3 separate regions of the Homo sapiens genome follow, and regions 1 and 3 are each linked to region 2. A link is a loop called in an ENCODE intact Hi-C map of the cell type or tissue named here. Cell type or tissue: chondrocyte. All regions are shown on one strand.

Region 1 (8,000 bases), 760 kb after region 2:
CAAAGGCAAAGAGGCAAAGACAGACCAGGAGCTTCCTGCTTGCCTTTTCCCATAGTTCTGCTGAGATTCCAAAGCAAGATGCAGATGCCCACAGCCAGAAAGATCCCATAGGTGGGTTAAAGACACAGATGCCTAGAACTTTCATGGTCTCAGCATTCATTTGGAGACAGACAGCACAGCATATGATGTGATTAAAAGCACCTTTCAGTAAGTCTTCTGCAGCCATAGACCTCTGAACATCAAACTGTCCCCCCACTAGATTTAACACTAACAGGAGGAGCTGTTAGTTCTGTCCACCCTTGGGACAACACTGTCAGAGCTGGAAGAAGCCCTTTGGGAAGTATGAGCCTTCAAACTTCTGCTTGAACATTTCTGGCAATACACATCTCATTCCTTTACAAATCAGCCACAATCCTAGAACTAAGCAGCTTGAAAATGTCTCTAGAGCCAAACTCTAGATCCCCGTGGCATCTCCCCAAGAGGCAGTCCTTTGAGAGTTGGGTCTCAGCCTTCACTTCCTCCCTAGTCTTCACTTCTAAGCAAAAGATCTAAATGCAGCCATTTATCCAGTATCCTGGTTTTTAGACTGTCCATCAGCCTGACCCTCTTCTCCAGGACTCTAGTTTACTCCCCTTAAACGGACTGTCCAGACCTGAAGGTAGTAGTATTTGAATGACAGCTCTTTTGCTCCTAGCTTGTAACCTTCGCCAAGTTTCTTAATCCCTCTGAATGTCTGCATTCTCCATAAAGATTGTAAGTATCTTTATGAGAGGGATTAAGAAACTGCTCCAGGTGCCACCTGGCCAGAGGAAAAGGGGACCGTGGCTTCTCTCACTCATTTGTTCATGCATTTCTTCATTCAACAGACGTTGACTGAGTGCCTACTATGTGCCAGACACCATACCAGAGTCAAGCCACAAGCAGGGAGACAGAGGTGTCACTTGGTAGATCTTATGTTCCCAGGACAAAGACAACAGTGTGAGGAGGTTTCCGAGAACTGCAGAAGCCAGTAGCAGGGGGGCCTATTCTAGGCTGGGTTAGAAAAGGTGCTTTCCTCTTTCATCTTCCCCAAGAGATGCTGTGGAGGCTTCAGCCTGAAGAATATGGAGATATCCGGTAGGTGAGGAGGAGGCATGGAGGGCAGGGAGCATCATGGGTAGAAGGGACAGGGAGCATTATGGCTAGAGGGACAGACTTGTCTGGAGGGCATGAGTAAGGACAGCTTCAGGGAGGATGGAAGGACTAGTGTGGCCAGAATGCAGTGGGGGAGTCGAGGGAGGCAGGGGGCAGATGGAGCGGGCTCACAGGCCAGATCCAAATGGGGGAACGTGTCCTAAGGGCAATGGGAAGACTGTGAAGGTTTTTTTTTTTTTTTTTTTTTGACATGGAGTCTTGCTCTGTCATCCAGGCTGGAGTGCAGTGGCACAAGCTTGGCTCACTGACATGGCCACCTCCCAGGTTCAAGCGATTCTCCAGCCTCAGCCTCTTGAGTAGCTGGGATTACAGGCATGAGCCACTGTGCCCGGCCTCTGTGAAGGGTTTCCAACACAATGGTAAAATGGTCACATTCACATTTTAGGAAAATCTTTCTGCCCACAGGATGGATACTCAATTAGAAGAAGGCTCACGCCTGTAATCCCAACACTTTGGGAGGCCTAGGTGGGCAGCTCATGAGGTCAAGAGATCAAGACCATCCTGGCCAACATGGTGAAACCCCGTCTCTACTAAAATACAAAAATTAGCTGGACATGCTGGCGCACGCCTGTAGTCCCAGTACTACTCGGGAGGCTGAGGCAGGAGAATCGCTTGAACCTAGGGGGCGGAGGTTGCAGTGAGCCACTGCACTTCAGCCTGGTGACAGAGTGAGACTCCATCTCAAAAAAAAAAAAGCAAGAGGAGTAGTTGCAGGGAAACTGGGTAGGAGGTCATGCCATCATCAAGAAAAGAGAGGTGAAGGCTGGGGGTAGGATGGTGGCTGTGGACGTGGAAAGAAGTAGATGGATTCAAGAGAAATTTCAGCAATAGCATTGATAGGACTTGGTGACTGGTTGATTGGCTTGGAGCAGAGGGTGGCGGGGGGAAGTTTCCAGGATGTCTAGTATGCCCAGCGTTTCTGGTTGAGGAGAGTCATAGCCGGTGTTGCTGTTAACACAAGCTCGGATCCATTTGGCTTTTTAAAAGGTAGCCAGTCTTACTTCTTGCAGTTGAAAAAAAACCCTCAGTCCTTTATACATGTGCTGCTGGGATCCAGCCACATGTCCCCCAGAAAGAAAGCCCTCGCCTCTGTCTGCACCCGCTTCACTCGCCCCCTACTCCCTCCTGCTCGGCATATGTTTCAGCTCCCCAGTCTCTGAGACTCAGACTCTTCACCTGTAGAATGGAAATAACAATAAGACCCACCCGTAGGACTGTTGTAGAATAAAATTTAATTAATGTAGTCAAATGCCTTAATAGCCTGCCATGAGGTAGGGTACTCAGGAAAGATACCTGCCTCTATAGGCGGATCACTTGAGGTCAAGAGTTCGAGACCAGCCTGGCCAACATGGTGAAACCCTGTCTCTACTAAAAATACAAAAATTAGCCGGGCATGGTGACAGGCACCTGTAATCCCAGCTGCTAGGGAGGCTGAGGCAGGAGAATCACCTGAACCTAGGAGGCGGAGGTTGCAGTGAGCCGATCTGCACCACTGCACTCCAGCCTGGGCAACAGAGCAAGACTCAAAAAAAAAAAAAATGCCTCTATTGTTACCCGTATTAAGGGCACCTGCAGGGCTGCCCTGCTCTGACGGACACTCCTACCCTCCCACGGTGTGCGCCCCCTCTTCTGCAACGGCCCATCTCCAAAGGGACTGCTGATGTTTGAGGTCAAGATGGCCCCTAGCAGAAAGCTGCAGACCACTTCTGAGGCTGGAAGGGTGTGCCCTGTTTATAGCTTCTAGTCCCATCTGTGGCTGAAAGAGGAAGATGCTAGTGGCACTCAGCATTAAGGCTTCCGCGAGGCTGCGAGGCAGGGGTAGCCCTTTGGGAAGTACGAGCTCAAGCTTCTGCTCCGAGGCAGGCTCTGGAATGGGCCTATTGGTGAGAATTGCAAATGGAGGTAACTTCTGTAATTAGACAGTGGTGATGGTGGCGCTACTTTGTGAATATACTAAAAAACTGAATTGTACGCTTTTAAAGGGTGACTTTTATGGTGTGTCATTATATCACAATGTAAATAAATAGCAAGTGGAAGTTGCTGCTATGGGAGTGCTGTGTTCCAACTGATGATCAACAGAAGCCATGGAACACGGGGAAAGCCTTGGGCTCCCTGGTGGTTTCCTGCTTGGGGATATTCACAGCCCAGTGCTGTTCTGTCGTAATTCACTTTAGACTATTGGGGCTCCAGCTGTCCTGAGAACAGGGCAGTAAAGGAAAGTCAGTGGCTTCTCATGTCCAGAGCCTTTGCCTGCCCTGCTGAGCCTGCCAAGGAAAAGCTTTGAGGTGCTGGTGGCCCTTGCTCCCTGAGCGCTCCCGGGGGAGCTCACTCTTCCTCTGCAGTTTGGAGGTCTTTGCTAACCCCAGTCCTCTCTAGCTGCCCGCTCTCTGCTGTCTCCCTGCTCCCTCAATCCAGATGTCAAAACAGATTCTGCCATCTGGGTGGGGAGGGAGCTGTTCTGCTGCCTGGGTTTTCCTTGGGTTATGAGATGGGGTAACCACTTGGCCTTTGGCACTGCACTTAGTCCTGTGAACTACTGACAGAGGGACCAGGGCACCCTCTTGTGGCCCTCAGCGGCACTGCTTCTTCCCGCCCTCCAGCCTTGAATTTCTTCCAGCTGGAATTCTAGTGTTGAACTCTGGTGGTGGAGGCAGCTGTCGTTCTCCCCAGGAGATGCCTAACATATCAGTAACAAGAAAGAAAATAAATCAGCCACAGAAACTAGGAGGTAAAATGTTAGTGTTTTTGCTCTGCAGCTTTATTTTCAAAGAGGCAGTGTGCTCTCATGGAAGATGTGTGGCCTGTGGAGTCCAGCAAGCTCCCCAGCTGTGTGTGTGACTTTGGCAGGCTGACCTCTGAGCCTCAGACTCTTCACGTGTAGAATGGAAATAATAAGACCCACCTGTAGGATTGTTGTGGGATAAAATTTAACGAATGCAGTTAAATACCTCAATAGCCTGCCACGCAGTAGGGCACTCAGGAAATGGCACCTGCTTCTATTGTTATCTGTATTACAATAAAGACTAGGCAGGAACCACTGTCTCTCTTCAGGAAGATCGCAGCAAAGGGAGTGGCACCACAATATCGTAGTCTCTGTGAAGCCCTTTCCCCAGCAGTGAGCAATCCTGGCTTTCTCTGGGGCTGATCCAGTTGCCAGTCTGGGAAACCTCTGACTCAGGGAAGTGGAGAGAGATTTAGAAAAATATGAGAGAGCAAAAGAAAACTTTTTTTGTTTTTTTTTTGACAGGGTCTCTCTCTGTCTCACGGGCTGGAGTGCAGTGGTGTGATCTCCGCTCACTGCAACCTCCGCCTCCCAGGTTCAAGCGCTTCTCCTGCTTCAGCCTCCTGAGTAGCTGGGACTACAGGTGCCCACCATGCCCAGCTAATTTTTCTATTTTTAGTAGAAGTGGGGTTTCACCATGTTGGCCAGGCTGGTCTCGAACTCCTGACCTCAAATGATTCACCCATCTCGGCCTCCCAAAGTGCTGGGATTACAGGCATGAGCCACCGCGCCTGGCCAAAAACAACTGAAAAAAGAAAAAAAGAAAGATAAAGCCAGAAGGACCTGATCAGAAACAGATTGGGGGCCCGCCCCACCCCATCTGATAGCTTGGCGCCTGCCTGGCATGTGATGGAGCCCAGCAAACGCTCGTTTCCTTCTCTTCTTGTCCTGGCTCAGATGAGGTGCTGAGCAGAGGATGAACATAGCCTTGGTCGGATCCCTTTATGAGTCAGACGGTTTTCTTCCTGTGAGGTGGGTCCTCAGTGGGAGGGACTAGAGACAGGAAAACCGTTGGGTGGGCAACCTGTGAACATGGATGCAAGGAGGAGCAGGGCGGCAGCACAAGATGAGTGTGGGTTTTGACCCTCACAAGTGCAGATTCCCCAATAGCTCTTTGCCCTCTCCCCTTGTCTGCCATCTGTGCCCCAGGGTGGCGGTGTCTGTCGCTGTTCTGGCCCTTTGGTAGCTTATTAAATCTCAGTACCACTTGCCAAGACCCTTTAAACCCCTTAGCTGTTCTTTTTGCCTTTTCTGATCAGCTGTATTTATTCTGAACTAAATGGTCCTCACGGCAGAATGAAAGGATTTACTGCTTAAGTATATGAAAAGAAACCTTGGCTGCATTACAGTTGCACCCTCTCCTCGCCACCCCCTGCCCATGCTCCATCCGCTAGCTGGTGCCACTGAGACTGAACCGGGAGCCCGCTCTGGGTACAGTGTGGTCAGTTCAGTTTGGTGGCAGAGTCCAATTGATGGAGCAGTGAGGTGACTGGGAGGAGCTTGCTTTTGGGAGCCCTCTCCTAAATGTCCTGCTGCCCCAGGGGAGACTGGCGGCCCAGGAACAGCTCTCTCTCTCCCTCTCCCCCGCACTTTTCCCTTCCTCCCTCTCCCTCTCTCCCTCCCCTCCTTAAACCTCTCCCCCATTCTCTCTCTCAGATTCTCTCTTTCCCCTTCAGGATTGTGCTCATGGACGATGCCATGGACTGCTTGATGTCTTTTTCAGATTTCCTCTTTGCCTTCCAGATCCAGTTTTACTACTCAGGTGAGTGTTCCGGGGCTCCATCTGGCTCCGCACAGGACCCTGTCTCCCTGTCCTGCCCTGCTGCCCTGCCCATCTGTGTGCCTGGCACACACGTTTCTCTTCCCCACTTCCTTTGGGGGTGTGCTTCACTGCGGGTCGCTAACAGGATGTCTAGTGTTCAGTGGTGGTCACAAGATTCAGTCTGCAGAGCCGACTTCCTCAGCCTCCTGAAGACACTGAACACCGCAGTGTTTTCAGTCAGCAACGCAACAAATCAGTTTAAGTGATAATGACAATAACAACATCCATAGCATCCACAGCATTCACTGCTTACTGAAAACTTACTATGTCCCAGGCACAGCACTGACTTTAATCTTGACAACAGCCTTGAGAGAGAGTCCTTTCAGAGACAAGCTCACAGAAGTAGTAGCCAGTCATGCAGCTCATAAGTGGTGGAGACCAGACCTGAAGGCTGACTCCAAAGCCAGCGTTCCCAACCTCGCTGCTATTTTACTGCCTTCAAGGGTCTCTCCCTTGGCAACTGATCGTGCGTTTGGGTGCACATTCTCCTCCACCCCACAGCTTTAAAAAAGCATACACCAGTCCTTTGTCACACTCCCACTCTGCTCCCCAATTCACACAGCTGCACCCTTAAGTCTCTCTGGAATCAGATGGAATAAATATAGACAAATAAATATAAATATACACCAGCTCACGCACAGAGACATCAAATGGAGTGCCGGGTTTACAAATTGCTGACTGTGTTCATAAACAAACTTGCTTAAAACAGGCTCTTCCAGTAAATAGAAGGCTGTCCTTAGATCCTAGAGGTGGCCTTCCTGCCAACTGGTGTCCCCAGCCAGCCCTGGCCTCATTTGGGCGCCACATTCTGTTTACTTGATGGCAGCCCAAGGGCTGTACAGTTAGGGGCTGGAGCCTGGGGTCTCGCCACCTGCTCTTAGCAGCACCAGTCATTTCCCATTTCTCTGAAGCTCTTGGGCCCTAGAGAAGGAGCAGCCATGTCTGGGAGAACATTTTTCCCTCACTGTCTCCCCAGCCCTCTTCTCACAGCACCCCCAGAGGGATGGGACAGCCACCACATTGGGCTGGGAGCATTACTGACACTGCCCAGCGGTGTGTGTAGAGACGAGATGGGCCATAAGTCAGCAGTTCTAACAATGGCTCAACTACGAAATTTGAAAACCATTTCAAATGACTGACTCATCAGCAGCTTTCAGGCTTTCTCTGTTCCTCGCTGGTATTCCAACACGCTTTCTTGAGGTAGAGAGGCAGGTGGCCACACACCATGGGGCTTACCAGTGGGAGCATACTCATGTTCACTCCTCCAAAAAATATTTATGGCCTTAATATGTGCCAAGCACAGTGCTAGGCAGGAGAGGCCAACAAGGCATGACCCCGCCTTTGTGCATTCCAGCAAGGAGACAGATTAGACAATTAATGACACAGAAAGCTCCTCACTGGCTAAGTGCCAGAAAAAAAAAAGCCTATGGTGCTATGAAAGTGTGCAATGGCAGGTCTCACCTGGTCCAGGAACAACTGAGCCAAGGATGGGACATTTGAGCAAAAACACAGATTAGTGTCATCTCTCATCAATGTGTTGTCAAACAAGGTTGAGAACTTCTGCTCTCAGGACACCATGCCCTGAGCACTGAGGCTGGTGTGGAACTGGGCTGACAGAGAAGGGAAGACATAGTGAACAGACAAAACATGTCCTCCCTGCCTGAGCCGTCCACACCCACACCCCCACCCCCACGGTTCCAGAATTCCTGGACAGTGTGGCTGCCATCTATGAGGACCTGCTGTCAGGCAAGAACCCCAACACAGTGATTGTGCCGACGTCGTCCAGTGGGCAGCACCGCCAACGACCTGCCTTGGGCGGGGCCGGCACGCTGGAGGGCGTGGAGGCGTCGCTGTTCTACCAGTGTCTGGAAAACCTGTGTGATCGGCACAAGTACAGGTGAGGAACGGGCATGCAGCCCCCAGCCCCCCAGCCCCAGGGGGTCGGACTGCTGGCTGCGGAACAGAGCTCCGCAGGATGTTCTGCGCGGCCCAGGCATTCTAGGGCCCTTGCTGGTCATAATGTAACAGTGCCATTTGCCCCCAAACCAGTTGTTGACTGAAAGGCTCTCAATTAGCTCACTTCAAAAGGACTGCTTTCACTCAGGCAAGACCACTGTAGTTGACCAATTTACTGGGTGACAGACTGGCCTTAACATTTTAGAGAGAAGGAAAGAGTACTCCTTGTATAAAACTTTTCTACAC
Region 2 (8,000 bases):
ACATGCGGGGTGCAAGGGGGCAGAAAGCACCGATTACAGCAGAATGGGGGACCCCACCCTTCTACTCCCTTCCCAAGCCTCCTTTTCCAAGCACTGGCCCCTTTGTTCTTCCTGAGGGGGCCCTGGGCTTCGGCCCCCATCCAGATGTCCATTCTTCCAGCACTGCTGATGGTTGGTCACAGTGGGGCAGGTGCCCACCCAGGCCAGTGCCCCGCAGCTCGCTGAAGCAGGGCCACAGAGGTGGGCCAGGCAGCCCCAGTTCAGACACTCCCTGGGGTGAGCCTCCTCAGCCTGAGCAGAGATCTGGTCTCTGAATGCAGCCACAGAGCCTCTTCTGAACTTCCTCCTCAGCAAACGTGAACGCAGAATGGTGCCTGCAACTCTTCCCCACAGCAAGTGAGCCGTGTGGTCCCCCCAGCACACGCACGCAACACCAGCACCTCCTAGGGCACTCCTGCCTGCCTACCTGGCAGTGCCGATGTTCCGATACTGGCACAGCAGCAGGTGCCGGAAGGTCTTTTTAAAGGTGGCGTTGCACAGAGCATAGCAGGCAGGGTTGATGGTGCTGTTGACGTAGCAGAGCCAGTAGCCAATGGACCACACCGTGTCAGGGATGCAGCTCTGGCAGAAGGTGTTCACCAGGACCATGACGTTGTAGGGCGTCCAGGTGAGGATGAAGGCTAGCAGAATGGCAAAGATCGTTCGTGTCACTTTGCGCTCCCGGGCCGCCATCTGCCGCTTCTTGCGCACCTGGTTGCGAGCGATGCTGGCGAACTTGCGGGCCACGTTGGCCGCAGGGCGCATGCCAGCCGGCGTGGCAGGCACAATCTCAATGGCTGTCACACACTCATTGCCTGTCTGCTTCGTCACAATCTGGATCTTGGACCATCTGGAGGCTGGGTTGAGGGCCCGCGGCTGCAGGGGAGGGGCGGGCATGGCGGGCGTGGTGGCCTCTGTGGTGGACAGCTCTGTGGCTGGGCGTTCCTTGGTGTTCTGGGTGGCACTGCCTGAGCTGGACTCATTGGAAGTGTCCTTATCAGCCACGGGGCGCGGTGGCGGTGGCAGCGCTGGCGGGGGGGCCTCCTCCAGCTTGCCATTGCGCAGCTCCTCCCGGGCGGCCTCCCCGGGCGGGGGCTTCTTGACGCTCTGCTTCATTAGTGGGCTCTTGAGGAAGGCCAGCGTCTTGGCTTTCTTCTCCTTCGGGCCCTCGGGCCGGTGCTTGTGGACTCGGCTGCGACTGGCCAGGGAGATGTGGATGTACAGCACCGTCATGATGACCACAGGCAGGTAGAAGGCAGCAATGGCTGTGCCAAAGGTCACTGCTGGGTTGGACAGGAACTGGATGAAGCACTGGTTGTCGGGCACCGTCCGCTTACCCACCACAAACTGCCAGAACAAGATGGCAGGCGCCCAGAGCACGAAGGACAGTACCCAGGCAGCAGCAATCATGAGGCCTGCCATCTTGGTGGTGCGCCGGGCAGGGTAGGTGAGAGGCTTGGTGACGCAGAAGTAGCGGTCAAAGCTGATGATGAGAAGGTTCATGACGGAGGCGTTGCTCACCACGTAGTCCAGGGCCAGCCACAGGTCGCAGACCACGGCGCCCAGGGGCCAGTAGCCCTTGATGATGTACACGGTGTAGAGGTTCATGGAGAAGGCGCCTATGATGAGATCAGCACACGCCAGGCTGAAGAGGAAGTAGTTGTTGACTGTCTGCAGCTGCCTGTTGACCTTGATGGACAGCATCACCAGGATGTTGCCCACGACAGTCACCAGGCTCAGGGAGCCTGTCACTGTGGCAATGAAGACCATTTCCACCGTCTCATAGCGATTGTGGGATGATGACGTGACCAGGCGCACGGACTGATTGCCCGAGCTGCCATTGACAGGTGTGAAGTTGGCCATGTTGGTTGCCAGGGGTGGGTAGGCCGTGTCTGGGGAGGAAGGGGAGAGAAAAGCATGAACTACAGGAGGGAATGGGGGAGTCATCTGGAGGTACACTGGATTCAAGGTGACAGAGGGACATTCTCTGGCAGAATGCCTTGAGAGAACTCTGTCCCGCCATCCCGCATTTGCCCATTCATTCAACATTAATTGAGCACCTACTATGTGGCAAGCATTGCTCAGGGTGCTGTGGCTACAGAAGTGAATAAGACACACATGGCCCCCTGCCTCATGGGGGGAGACATGCAAACACGTGAGCCACAAAAGAAAAAAAAGGCAGGGTGATGAGAGAGTGAGTCAGAAGGCAGGACAGGCATGACTCCTTGCTAGGTGGCCTCACCCACCAGGTCATCTGGGTGATGAGGAGCCAGCCACAGGAGGAGCTGTGGAGAGTGGCCCTGCCAGGGGCAGTAGCCACAGCAAAGGCCTGGAGGCAGCGCAAGGCCTGGACAGAGGCCAGTGCTGGGGGAGCTCAGGGAAGCAAGAGGAGGAGGAGAGTGGTCCCAGAGGCCCACGAGCATGTGGGCTCTGGAGGGAGGTGTTCTGTTCATCCATTTACCCATTCGGTCATTTCTTAACACCTGCTCTCCAACCCCTGTAGAAGACACTGGGACAAAGGCAATAATCGGGGTATGTATGAGCACCTAACACTGATGGTCTACTAAGTGCCAAGCACTTTTGACACTTAAAAAAAGTGTCTATTTATTTATCTATTTATTTGTAGAGACAGGGTCTTGGTATGTTGTCCAGGCTGGTCTAGAACTCTTGAGCTCAAGCCATCCTCTCACCTCCTGAGTAGCTGGGACTCCAGGCGCCATCATGCCTGGCAACATTTTTTATAGTGTTAACTCATTTCATCCTCATAACAAACCTATGAGGTAGATACCATTTTTTCTCTACTACTTACAGATGGGGAAACTGAGGCACGGAGCTGTTAAAAGCCTGACCAAGGTTTCACGGCTTCTTGCACTATGTTGCTGGTGGGATTAAGTGCGGGGTGAGGTGGTGAGAGGAAGGCAGTCCCGTAACTTAAGAGCTCTGGCTGAAGGAGGCCAAAGAGCTCCAGGAGCCAGAAGGCTTTGCAGGGGACCAGAGGCGGTGCATGGAGCTGGGCACCCCAGAGAGGAGGAGAGTCCCTGCAGAAGGGGCTTCAGGAGGTACCTGCAACTGTCACATCCCCTTCAAGGAGTCCTCAGCTCCAGCCACAGGGCATGCAGCTGGGAGGGAGGCAGTGCAGGGGTCACTAGGTTGTCAGAGAACCCTGAGGCCCAACTGGGGACCCGTGAGGTGAAAGAATTGTCCCAGAGGGAAGAGAAGGGCTGCCAGGGCCGCCTCTCCCCTCCACAGTCCACTCCGCACACCGGGCGGCGCCCTAGCTGGAGTCCCCACCACAGGCCCTTCCCTGAGCCTGCCCTCCCTCCCACCAGGCTCCTCTTAGCTCTCCTCCCCCTCTTCCTCTTCCCTCCATGTGAGGGAGGCCCACGCCAGCTCTGAGTGCCAGGGCAGCCGCTCAGCCCAGCCTCCTTCACACCCGCCAACACACACACCGCTCCACAGACGCACGCGGGCCCATCACAGCCACGCCAGCCCAGCAGGCATGGTCGGATACGCAGTTCTGTGCGTCTGTGTGTGAGAGGAAGAGAGGGCGCGGCAGCCGGCTGTGGAGGAAGGAGCACTAACCCGCAGCCTGGGCTCTGGCTCTGTGGCCTGAGACGATCCACTGCCCCTTCCTGCACCTCTTTCTCATTTGCAGAATAGAGAGGATCCTGTCCTGGGACATCCTCCCCAGCAGCTATAGGGATTGGCACCTAAACTTGATCTCTATACATAAACACAAAAATGTACTGCAGGCTGGGGCCAAGGGCCAGGGTAACTGCCCCAAGTCTGACCCCAGCCCTTCTATTCCACCGTCGCAGATACAGACCCAGCCTCCTAGCCTGATAGTTCAAGTTCTCCTGTTCTAAATCCTTGGTTCGTAGGAGGAGAGGCTGAGAGCAAGTGTTGTCACCCCCAAGGTCACACAACGAGTCAAGGGCAAAGACCACATACTGCCCTCTCTTGGGGTCCCTGACAACCCCATTTGGCTCTGAGAGCCTCTGAAATAGAAGCTCAGGTGTCACTCTCTGAGCTGTCCCCTCCAGCACCAGGAGGCTGCCCTCCCCCAATCACTCACGTGGAGGAGGGGACAGGGCAGGCAGGAGTAATCAGTCAGCCAGCCCCAAGGAAACTCACTTCAGCCTCCCAAGGCAGGATACAGGGCAGCAGGATGATAACAAACGGGGCTAGAAGTGCAGAATGTGAAAACATAATAGCTCTTGTTTATTGAGTGTTAACTGCGTGTCAGGAACCCCTCTGAGCTTTTAATATAGATTATCTGGTTTAATCCTTACAACAGCCTGAAAAGGCAGGTATTATTAGTGTCCTCATCTTACAGATGTAAATATCCTCTTATAGATGAGGATAATGTTAATCAACTGGCCCAAAGTCACCAGGTTAGGAAGTACGGGTGGGGGCAGAAGAACCCGGGAAGCTCCTTCTTAAAGTCCAAGGTGCTACTGCTCAGAGTTGACCTCCTGCCTCTGCTCCCCTCGACCCGAAAACCACACAACTGAGGGACTGTCCAGGTGAGGCTTGGGTAGGGTCCCCTCACATTCCTGCTGGCTTCTCGACTTAGCTTTCCCAGAAGACAAGCGATGTCTTGTCTTCTCCCAGATCCTGGCGGCTGGGCTGAGCCGGGACCACTGGATGGCCGGTGATTAAGTCCTGCTCTTGGCCCGCGTGAGGGAGCTGCCAGGTGCTGACAGGGCGAGGCTCAGGGTCTCCCCGACTCCGCCCCGCCCCAGCTGTCGTCGTTTTGGACACCTCGGGGTCACCCGCAGACATTCCGACCCCCTCTGGCGCCTTCCCTGGAATCCAGATACGCCTGGCATCTGGGGAGCGAGCCGCCGCCGCCGGGGCTGTGCGCACCGCTAGATGGCAATGTCGGTCCCTGGTGCCCGCTCCGGACCTAGACCGTGCGGCCGCCGTTGGCCACCGCCCCCAACTCCAATGCGACTGCGAACCCAGAGGAGCCCTCAGGCACAGCCTCCCGGGGAAGTGACGCGGGGTCCCCTCGCCAGGCCCCGTCGGACGCCGCCCCAGAGCTGCCCTCGGCTCCGCGCGGGGTTCTCGGGTGGGAAAGTTGAGGGAGCCCGGATTCCACCCGGCACCCTGCGAGGAACGTGTGGGCGGGAGCGCGAGTGCGAGTTCTGTTTGTGTGTGCCTACGGGGGAGCGCGAGTAGACGCTAGTAGCTGTATGCATGTGCGTGTGTGTGCGCACGGCCACGCCTGGATACCAGTCCGCCCGTGAGAGCGCGTGAGCATGCCGCGCCGTGTGCACACGTGCATGTGCATGCGTGTGCGTGCCTAGGGTGCTGTGGCCGGGAGGATGCACACGGTTCGGGTGCCTCTACACCTGTGGACTTGCATGCACAAGCAAATGCAGGGCCGAGAGTGGGTGACCGGTCACATTCCAAACGCCCCTGCCGGAGACTCAGCCAGACCTTAGCTGTCCGCCTGAGCGCGTAGAGGGTCGGGCCAGGAGCCTGCATCGGGATTGCACCTGGCCTGTGGGTGAAGGGTTGTGCGGGCGAGGAGGCCAGACTACTAGGGGCTGCCTGCGACGGGCCACCTAACTTTGGGACGCCGTCTTAGCCCGGTGCCCAGAGGTGTCCAAGTCCTTAAAGATGTGGCAGAGTCCTAGCCTCTGACTGACATCTGTCGAGGGGCCTCTGCGAGAGTCGCCCAACCTGGCCTTGAGGGACACCAGGCACGCTCAGCTCTAATAACTCCCCTAAGAGGCGTTATTGCCAAAAGCCGCCCATTCTCGCGGCGAGAGGGCATCCGCAGTGCACCCACAAGGCGGAGGCCCGGACAGAGCTCGGGTCAGGCGAGTGCAAGACTCTTGTCCTCCTTCTCTCCTCACCCTGCACCCTACCCCAGAGGCACTGTCTAGCCCCTGTGACCAAAGTGGGGACCCAGTTTCTCACGCTAGGGTCGGGCGGGCCTCGAGGGCCGTGTTTTCCTAGGCCATCTGGAGGCTCCTCCATGTCTCCGCCGTGGTCGAAGGAGCCCTGGCTCTCGGGTGCCCCGCCCTCCCTCCAAGCCCCTAGCACGCAGTTCCTGCAGCCTCTGGGCGTGGGCACTGTGTTTCCCGAGTCCTCGACACCCCTCTTCCCCGGGCGAGACCGGAGGGGGTGCTCCGCACGCCCGTGGGGTGGTTTGGGGTGTAGGTCTTCGGTTCTTGGGCATTCACTCCATGGCTCTGGGAAGGCTGTGGCCCCTGGATCTGTCCCTGGGGCGGGAGAGGAGACTCCAGAGTCCAAGGGAGGGAGAGGCGAAGATTTGGCACCGACATTGTGCCCAACACTTCCGTTGCGGGGCCGGAGGAGGGGGCCTGGAGCTGGAGGACCCCGGCTTGGAGGCTGGGCAGCAAAGGGGGGTAGTACCGGAGCGGGGGAGGGGTGTCGGGGAGGGCAGGGGTGTTTTCCGTCGGGGCTCAAGGTCGTAGATGGAGGACTCCAGGGGCCGGAGTGGGCTGGCAGCGCGGGGGCAAAGGGGTGGAGGGAGAGGGAGGGCGGGGAGACGGCGGGAAAAGGGCTCTTTGGGGCTTCAGCGCCCGGCGCCCTGCTGAGCCGCCAGTGGGAGGGCTGGAGTACAGGGTCCCACCCCCGACGGCTGCCCCTGGCTCCGTGGGGTCTGTGGGCGGGCAATCCCCCGCCCCCGACATCCTGGATGCCCACCCCTTCCCACGGGCGCACCCGGGCGCACCTGGAGAAGCCTCCGAGAGCCCCCGGCCTTGCTTCCAGCGGGGTCCCCCAGCCCCGGCCCACTGCCGCTCCCGGCCCGCGCTCGCCCCGGAGGGGGTCTGGCGCCCTGTCCCAGTCGAACCCACCTCTGGGGAGCCTCAGAGCGTCCCGGGGACCTGCTTCCTGCTCTTCCCGGCGAGCCCCCCGCCCCCGCGCCGCCGCGGAGCCACTTACCCGCCGCCTCTGCCCAGCTCCCCTCGCGCCAGACAGACGGCGGGACGGACGCGCGGCCCCGCGGGCCGGCGGGGCGGGCGGCCGGGCCGAGGGCCGGGGGCGGGGACGGGGTGTCGAGGGGCGGCCCCTGCTCCGCCCGCAGCTCCCGGCGCTGTGGCTCCGACTCGCGCTCACGCTCGCACTTTTCCCCGAGCCGCGTGATGTCACGAGGAAGCAGCCAATCGTGGCGGGGCCGCGCCGCCCGCCCCGGGCCGGTCACCCGGCGGCGACGCGCGGGGGTCAACACCCGAGGCGTCGGAGACCCCGGCGGTCCGCGCCCCTCTCGGGGGCTGGCCGGCAGCTCCCTGCTTGGGCACAGAGGGCGCCGCCCACGGCCAGCGACGCAGGGGAGCAGGGGGCGCTGCCCTCCGGGGGGTGGGGGTGTCCGCGTTGTCATGGGGACGCGGCGCCCCCTCGCGGGCTGGGGAAGGAGCTGGCAGCTGGGTCCGGCCGCGCTCCCGCCTCCGCCCTGACCATACTCCCGGGACCCTGAGCTATTTTCGCGCCTCTCCGGGACCTCAGCGCCCTGCGTGGCCCCGCTGGCGGTTTGGCCGCGAGGCGCGGGAGTCTGACCCCAGCGGGAGGCTGCGGGTGGGTGGGGCGGGCTGCGCCGCCAGGGATCCGTCGGGGTCGAGGGCCGGGAGCTCCAGCCGCGCCGCTGCGTGCCGGCCGGGCCGCCCGCGAGGAGGGGCGCCGTCGGGGCCTGGGGAAGCGCAGGAGCGGGTGGACTGGAGAGGTTCGGCCGGGGAGAGAAGAGCCCACCGCGGACCACTCGCCCGCACCCGCTCGGCTGCCTGCTCAGCGTTCCGGGCCGGGGAAGGGGCGCGCCCCTGCTCTCCCAGCCCTGGGATGGGACGCGCCGCCAGTCCAGGCGCAGCCTGGACCGCCAGTTCACCGCCGCCTGTGAGGGACAGTCGGTTGCCCAAGGTCGCCGGGGCCGGAGCCCGGGACAAGATCCCGGAGAGCGGGCAGCCAATCTCAGAGGTCGCTGGGAACCG
Region 3 (8,000 bases), 150 kb after region 2:
AAATTCCTGAGCTCAAACCATCTGCCCAACTTGGCTTCTCAGAGTGCTGGGATTACAGGCATGAGCCACCACACCCAGCCCTCAGTACCCTATTCTAAAGCCTGAGTTTACCTTCCCCAGCTTCCCTTCCCTTACATCTCTTAAAATAAGTTTGTTAATTCCACCACAGGCTTTGTCTCCTTTTTATTTCCCAATACTTGTTCCTCTCTCTTCCTAGAAAGAACACGTCATAATTTGCCTGTATCACAAATGAAATTCTCACAGTTGAGGATTCTTTCCTATTTGTCCTTAAATGCCGAACTTCTAACTAAGAAGAACTCAGAAGTTAGAAAGCGTTTACTGTATAGTATCTTGAATACCAAAGACAACAATTCCACCAGTTTTTTTCAGGGGGAACTATTCACACTCCGCATAATTAGAGGTAAAGCAAAACTTTCTGCTAACTAACATAAGGATTCTGACCTCCACAAGAAAAAAGGGACCTACAAGCATCTCAAAACTTAACAAGGTTCACTCTCATGATGCTCAGACTCCAAAACAAAAGATGAGAGCACACATTTTCTCAAACCCTAAAAATCCTACTTCTAAGCAAATTTAATGAATGCCTTCCACAGAAACTTAAAGAAAAAGCATCAGTAGGAAAGAACCTTCGCATTTAAATTGGATTATCCACATGTAATTTTTGAACTAAATCAAGACCAAGTATACCTTCATAGAGATTGCAGAAGAATCTTTAAGGAGAAAAAAAATACCAACAGCACTGACTGGCAGAGATAATAATATTACTGAGGTGCCAAGCCAAAGACCTAATAATATTACTGAGATGCCAAGCCAAAGACCAACAAAATGGTGTCAAGAGCAAGCTGTATTCAATAGGAATGGGGTACCAAAAAGATAAAAAAAGGGAAGGCTGCATATGATGCCAGTGCTCTCGAGGAAGGCGCAGACCCTGAGTCATCAGTGTAAAGCCAATATGAAGGACACATATTGGCCAGGTGCAACAGACTTATTACAGGCTTCAGGACAACCCATTCACAAGTTAGGAACATAGCACACAGTGAAACATCAGAGGTCACCGGAGCTCAAGTTTTGGAAGGTGTGACTTCCTTGTACAACTCTAAGTAATACCGTTTCATTTATTTAACAAGTGATTATTGAGCCAATGACTCTCTGTAAGACCAAATGATGGGATATAGTAATAGGTTTTTTAATCTTTTTTACTAAAAAGGCCAAACAGGACTTATATTGCATATGAAACCATAAGGAACATAATTTCAATTCTACTTATTCAATTCAACTAACATTTACTGAGCATCTACTGTGTGGCCAGGTAGTATTCTAGGTAGACAAGGGATATATACAGACATGATCACTGCCTTCAGGGAGCTCACTGACGGAAAGGTAAACAAATAATTTTCTGTCATGGGTGCAATATCACAAAGAAGTATCTAGTACACATGCAACAAAGAAAAGGAAGTGATTACTTGGGACAGTCAGGGAAGGTTTCCCAAGGGACACGGTGACAGCTGTGCTGGGTTTTGAATAATAAATTGTGTATATTCCCCATCCAAAGAAACTGGGAGAGATTAGATATCGAAACTCTTTAGACTCAGCTAGATCAATGGCACAGAAAAACTACTAAATTTGGACCCCTTTCTATAGTAGTCAGGCTAAGAAGACTGCTACTTTCCTCATTTTTAGGTTGCCGGCCCCCTTTTGTGGACCTACAATCAGCCCCGCAGACACCCATTTATTTTCCTCCATCAATGTTTGGGCCGAGGCCTCCCTGGAGAATCCCCAAGTGACTGGAGCTGAGGGATCAAATAAGTGTGGTGGCCCACGAAGCCTCAAAGGGCTTCAGACTGTTCTAAGCTCCAAAGCAATTCCCCCATAAAAGTCTAAGAAACTTAGCAATCCAATGAGGGCTTCTAACTCTAACCTTGATGGCCACATTTCACACTAAGGCCGTCAATGTACTTCCCCAGTCTTCATCTATCATGAGAGAAAAAGACCTAAATTCTCAGAAGACGCTCAGTCTTACTAAATACTCCAGACCCAAGTCTTTAACTACCTAGAGACAGAATACAGAAACAATTAGTGCTTCTAGGAGGAGATTGAGACCAATTTTTATCTCTCTCAGTTGCTGGAATTTTAATAGTGAACATCCCTAACAGGGATCACTTTATTGGGATTAATCAATGTAGTTCTATGGGCAAATAACTAAAACAGCATTTCTCCTAGAAGCATTGTGTTAGTTACCATTCTACCCAAAAATAATAATTACAAATTATCTAACAGACCTCCAATTTCTTACAATAAGAGTTAACTGAAAAGTTCCCTCAGGCAATGACCTACATGAGCAACAGAGGTTTTGACAAAGAAAACTGCTGTTTGAAGGCACTTATTTCAAATGAAACGGAGGAAAGGGTGCCCTCTTCAGGGCCCAGGAGTTCAAACCCCACTTTTGCTTACAAACACCTCTTTAAGAAATCATTTACTCTCTCTGTTTTGTCATCAGAGAGAGACTAGACTACAAAAGTTCTAGGTTCCCTCCAGTTTTAACTTGCCATTGAAACCATTTTCTTTTTCCTAGTACCAGTTTTTAAAGGCCAAGGGCACCCTACCGCAAGGAGCCACAATACCCTGATCTTCTGCTGGATCCTGCACTCCCACACAGAGAAATCATTTCTTTGTAGTGAAGCAAAGGCCCACCACTCAAGTTGCAATGTAGCGTCAGACTATTATAAAAAGACAGTTTGCCCTCCACTGCCCACAGGCAAAAGGAGACAAACCGTGTACTGGTTATTACCACTTGGCAGCACACAGCTACACTGAAATACACACTGTATGCTTATCAATACCCTCACTATTTGCAAACACTATTAAATATCCCAGCAGCACCAAGGATCCAGACATCTCTCCTTTGCCTATCTTCTACTATAAGGCCAATGAACAAAACTTTCTCCTTTCAAGTACAATCACCTTTTATGAACTCCACTCACTCAGGAACAACAGTCATCTACAAAAACAGGCTTTGTTAAAAGAACCAACCTCGTACACAAACAGCAGGGACACCTTTTCTTCCCAGTCATCCTAACCTAGCAGCAGCAGCCCAACAGTGACACCTGCTGGAGAACTAGAAGCAAGGGTTGGCTCATCACCTAGAGACTTTCAGCCCCTTTAGAAGGCAGAGGAAGAGGCAGACCAGCACCTGTTTGTCTTAGTGATTTACATCAGAATGCAGCCATTCAAATGGTGGTCCTTCTTTAATGTGTACGCACTTATTTTACAACATACCTCATTTTTGAGACAGCTGTCAGCCCTTATGGTATACGACATCCTAGCTCATTTAAAAGTGATTCCATATAAATAATGTAACTACTGTATTAATATACTATCTTACAATGAGAACCCTGAGTTATTTGTATATTTTAAAAGAAAATGAGCATAAATATAAAATTGTTTACAGTGAGATGACCAGGGACTTCATTTTTATAATACACATTTTTAAATGGTTGAACTTTAAACCACAATGCATATATTTTTTGGCACCAGAAAAGAAAAAAATACTTAAACAAAAAATTATGGTACATCCTTAATAGTTTCTGGGTTTTTTTTTAGACGGAGTCTTGCTCTGTCGCCCAGGCTTGAGTGCAGTGGTGCAATCTCGGCTCACTGCAACCTCCGCCTCCCCGGGTCCAAGTGATTCTCCTGCCTCAGCCTCCCACGTAGCTAGGACTACAGGCATGCACCACCATGCCTGGCTAATTTTTTTTGTATTTTTAATAGAGACGCGGTTTTACCATGTTAGCCAGGCTGGTCTCGAACTCCTGACCTCAGGCAATCTGCCTGCTTCGGCCTCTCAAAGTGCTGGGATTACAGGCGTGAGCCACTGCACCTACCCAGTAGTTTCTGGGTTTTAAATAACCTACTTTATTAAGTGATTAATAATATTTTAGATGTATAATATCATAGCCATTAGTCACATGTGATTATTTAAATTACTTAAAAATTTAAAGATTACATTTATTTTCTCAGATCACAGTAGCAGCATTTCAAATGCTCAATAGCCATGTGTGGCCAGTGGCTACCATCTTACATAGCACAGATAGAGAACATTTCCATCAGTGTAAGAAGTTTTATTGGACAGCATTGCTCTAGAAAATCTAGTGGTTACAGACAAAATTATCTGATATCTAGGTGCCGGGAGCAGACGGAATATAGATTAAAGAAAGCCAGCCAAGCATTGATAACCTTTGAAGTCAGGTTATAGGTGTATGGAAGCTCAGTTATACTTTTCTCTTCGTTTTTATATATGTTTGAAGATTTCCATAATAAAATATTAAAAGAAAAAAAGTGGTTCACTTAAAAATGAAGTTATCGGCCAGGCGCAGTGGCTCACACCTGGAATCCCAGCACTTTGGGAGGCCAAGGTGGGCAGATCACCTGAGGTCGGGAGTTTGAGAGCAGCCTGATCAACATGGAGAAAATCCGTCTCTACTAAAAATACAAAATTAGCCAGGCGTGGTGGCGCATGCCTATAATACCAGCTACCCGGGAGGCTGAGGTAGGAGAATCACTTGAACCCAGGAGATGGAGGTTGTGGTGAGCCGAGATCACACTATTGCACTCTAGCCTGGGCAACAAGAGCGAAACTCCATCTCAAAAAAATAAAAATGTTATATTAAGGAAAATGCCATGAAGGGCAGCTTGCACAAATCTTTAGTCATGAAGACCAGAGTTCAAATTCTCACTCAGAGACCTATTATATGATCTTTCACAAGAAACTGACTTCCCTGAGCCTCACTTTCCTCAACTTTATAAAATGGAAAATTGAATACCTGACTTGCATAGAGTCGTTGTTGAAGGCAGAAGGAATTATTTCAAAGCAAGAACACAATACCTAACACATAGTAGGCCCTCAGTAACTGGTATCTCTTTTTTTCCTTTTTTCTTGAGATGGAGTCTTGCTCCATCACCCAGGCTGGAGTGCAGTGGCGTGATCTTGGCTCACCGCAACCTCCATCTCCTGGGTTCAAGCGATTCTCCTGCCTCAGCTTCCCAAGCAGATGGGACTACAGGCCTGCGCCACCAAGCCCGGCTAATTTTTGTATTTTTAGTAGAGATGGGGATTTACCATGTTGGCCAGGCTGGTCTCGAACTCCTGACCTTAAGTGGTCTGCCCGACTCAGCCTCCCAAAGTTCTTGGATGACAGGCGTGAGCCACCGTGCCCGGCAGTAACTGGTATCTCTAATTATCATCAAACAATAGAGTTTATTTAAACCACTCAGGAATTTCTCAGAATAGCACATGAAGAGGTACTACTAAAGCAGAATGGACAAAAGCTAACCAGAGCACACTGGTATTACGGAAACAGCAACTGCTTGGTTTCTTAGAGCAGTAACTGAAGACAGTCCTTTTACAGAGATCTTTAATAAACTTTTAAAGTGCCTACTACATGTCATGCCCTGTGTTGACTGCCTTCTCACCACTCTTGGCAAAGAGGAAGAACAGAGGCTCGGGCTCCTGATGAAGACCAGTATGCCAGGCACAATATTCCAAAACCAGGAATTGAGGAGCTGTTAATCCAGAACTGGTTTCAAGCATATGGGCAGAGTTAGCAACCTCTCTATTTTATTCATCTTTCACATCTAGTCAAGTCTCCCTCTGCTTCCTACCCAGGGCCCTTAGTAACTGCCTAAGAACCTACACATACCATACCCTTTCCTCCCTTAACATGTGCTGTTTCCCTAAAATAAAAAGGTCTTGCTCTCTCCAAATCCTATCCATCTTTCAAGACTTGATTTTGCAAAGCCTTCTTGGATGATACTTCCCTCTCTCTGAGACTACATCCAATCTCGGTACCATACAATGAAGCATTTGCTCATCTATACTTTTGAAAAATTTCGTTGTCTTGCCTCCACAATAACACTGTAGACTCAGGTGGGTAAAGACCATGTATTATACTTCTTTTGTATTTCCCACAGTGCCTAGCACAGTGTTAGAAAATTTGTAACCATTCAACTAATACTTATTGACTGAGTGACTGTCTAAAGCATCCTCCCAAAATAACAAGTACATTATGTGCATAATTCATATTCCCACCCTTGTTAGAAGCTTATGTCAGAGAAATTTCAGTTGCTTCGACAGAGGATGTAATGCAGCGCAATATGCTGTTTGGATCCAACAGGCATATTCTTGGAGTTGGTGATTATGCTAGCTTTGACCTTTACAAAATTACAGAAAGAAGTCCCTAATAAATCAAGATAGATGCGCACATAGCCATACATGGAACATATGGTGGGCGATCAACTACACCTACTCTGTTTCTCCCATGAAAGAGTTGGCTAGGATGCCAATCTGAGTATGGAGAGTCTTTCCTTCCATGAATTATTCTTCTTCTCCACCCCAAGGTGAAAGTCCACCTGGAAGGTCCATTCAGAGAATCTCAACTGAGCAATAGGCTGCCCAAAAACAAGTATCTCTGAAAAAATTGGAATTTTTCTTGACATACATATATATACATATATGTATTTTTTTTTCTTTTCCCTTTGTCAAACTGCAGTGTTCCAAAAGATAAGGATTAGGAAGTGAACTCAGTTGTCCAAAGCAATACAATCAGCGAAGAGCCAATATACTAATCTCTACCATGCAGGGTTCTCTTTTACTTATTCCTAGGCACTCTGGGACTACTACAATAAGTAGTCCTGCACATACAATGTCTCGACAAGGTCAAAAAGCAGGCAGAGAAAGTCAATGGTTCCATCTCCTCATGCCTCTCTAACCTAATCTACACTCTCCTTTCAAGGCTAAAGCCAGAACCTTGAGCTTAGCCGAAATAGAGCTAGCGCAGCCAACTGACTCATACTGCTAGGCCCTATCCTATCTCTGCCACCAGAGCAAGATTTTCCAAGAAAATGCAATGGCGAGATCAGAAGCAGATGCGTGGGTCCCAGACACTCCAGATACAGCCACAACATCTATAGGACTCAAGGAAATGATACAAGGAGAAAAGCAAGGGATGCAGAAGATAGGAAAGCGACTGCTTACCTCCTGAGTGAATCCTCCTCAGAGCTCTCCTCAGGCATATCCTGATGTAAGGCCTCCTGTGACACAGTTCCAGATCTGCTGGACTGGGTGTAAATTCTTTCCCAGTGGCCTGTCTCCTGGTTAAAGGCCACCCCCACAGTCCTCTCCTCCTGCGGACTAGCAGAGCTGCTCAACTCCAGCCTGCTGGAGCTGGGCGTTTGGCCCTCAGTCCGCTCGAGAGGTGGCAACTGGCTGCCACTTGATGGCACACTCTCAAAGGAGCTGGGGACCTGCCAAGAGGAACTAGCCTCGCCAGAGGAGTAGTTAGGTGTGGTTCTTTCCCAGCGCAGGGTATCGTTGTTGAAGGTCAGGAGATTGTGGCAAGCACGACAGCGATTCAGGTGGCCACGGGACAGGTTGGAGTTGTTCTCACTGCTGTGTGGGGTGGGCTGGTGGGAAGGGCCTGGCCTCTCAGATTCAATGTTATTGTTGAGCATTTCCTGGGCCTGTTGGGTCTGGGGAGCTTCCCCACTCAGGCTCTGATCCAGCTCCTGAAGCCGGTCATACTCCAGAAAGAAGCGTCTCAGGTCACACTGAAGCTCATGGCGAATGCTGCCCGAGTTGTTTTGGCTGGAGCCATTCCCTCCATCTGACTCAGTTGCCAACCCTGATGCCGGAAAACCCCTCCCTTCTGTGGCTGAAGTGTACACAGATGCCTGAGAGCCACCTTCCTGCTGTCTCAGCACAGACAGCAAACTCACCGAAGAGGCACTGGTTCTGGGCGGGGGCATGGATTCCGCCTCAGAGCGGGAGTTCAGACTGAGTACTGTCCGGGTCCACTCAGATCCTGTCAACCCAGGAGCTATTTCTCGGTGATACCTAGAAGGGTGGCTAGACAGAGGCCCTCCCAAAGAGCGGCGGGTAGGACCCAGACTGAGGTTGCGGAGCGTGTTGCCGGCAGTGCTGCTCT

What was found. Peaks named below come from ENCODE experiments on the same cell type or tissue, not always from the same donor. Only the 100,000 strongest peaks of a DNase experiment are listed, where the experiment ranks them.
Region 1: a loop joins it to region 2, with 3 times the contacts of the local background. A loop is called at or near these places in 2 of 110 quality-filtered maps.
Region 3: a loop joins it to region 2, with 5 times the contacts of the local background. A loop is called at or near these places in 101 of 110 quality-filtered maps.

Annotation. Positions count from the first base shown.
Region 1 is chr11:47,149,524-47,157,523 of GRCh38, forward strand. CSTPP1 (centriolar satellite-associated tubulin polyglutamylase complex regulator 1) reads left to right here. Exons shown (of 9, transcript NM_024113.5): 5 at 5,653-5,738; 6 at 7,500-7,695. LOC124902672 (a long non-coding RNA gene) reads right to left here and starts at 7,503. Exons shown (of 2, transcript XR_007062668.1): 1 at 7,260-7,503; 2 at 3,924-5,000. RefSeq lists an enhancer at 3,807-3,886. In chondrocyte, a CTCF peak has its summit at 3,756 (motif pointing left); no DNase peak of the experiment used is centred here.
Region 2 is chr11:46,384,656-46,392,655 of GRCh38, forward strand. CHRM4 (cholinergic receptor muscarinic 4) reads right to left here and starts at 7,121. Exons shown (of 2, transcript NM_000741.5): 1 at 6,876-7,121; 2 at 1-1,931. The coding sequence starts at 1,902. The coding sequence ends at 463. RefSeq lists silencers at 4,883-4,942, 4,973-5,182, 7,162-7,251, 7,432-7,481 and enhancers at 5,408-6,013, 6,014-6,617. In chondrocyte, CTCF peaks have their summits at 4,907 (motif pointing right), 7,392 (motif pointing left) and 7,592; DNase peaks (open chromatin) are centred at 1,113, 3,421, 4,966, 6,068 and 3 weaker places.
Region 3 is chr11:46,534,894-46,542,893 of GRCh38, forward strand. It overlaps AMBRA1 (autophagy and beclin 1 regulator 1), which reads right to left. Exons shown (of 18, transcript NM_001387011.1): 7 at 7,052-8,000. Among named protein-coding and RNA genes, the nearest start is that of AMBRA1, 55 kb to the right of the region's middle. RefSeq lists enhancers at 2,732-3,235, 3,236-3,741 and a silencer at 7,066-7,360. In chondrocyte, CTCF peaks have their summits at 3,132 (motif pointing left) and 3,347; DNase peaks (open chromatin) are centred at 7,299 and 7,763.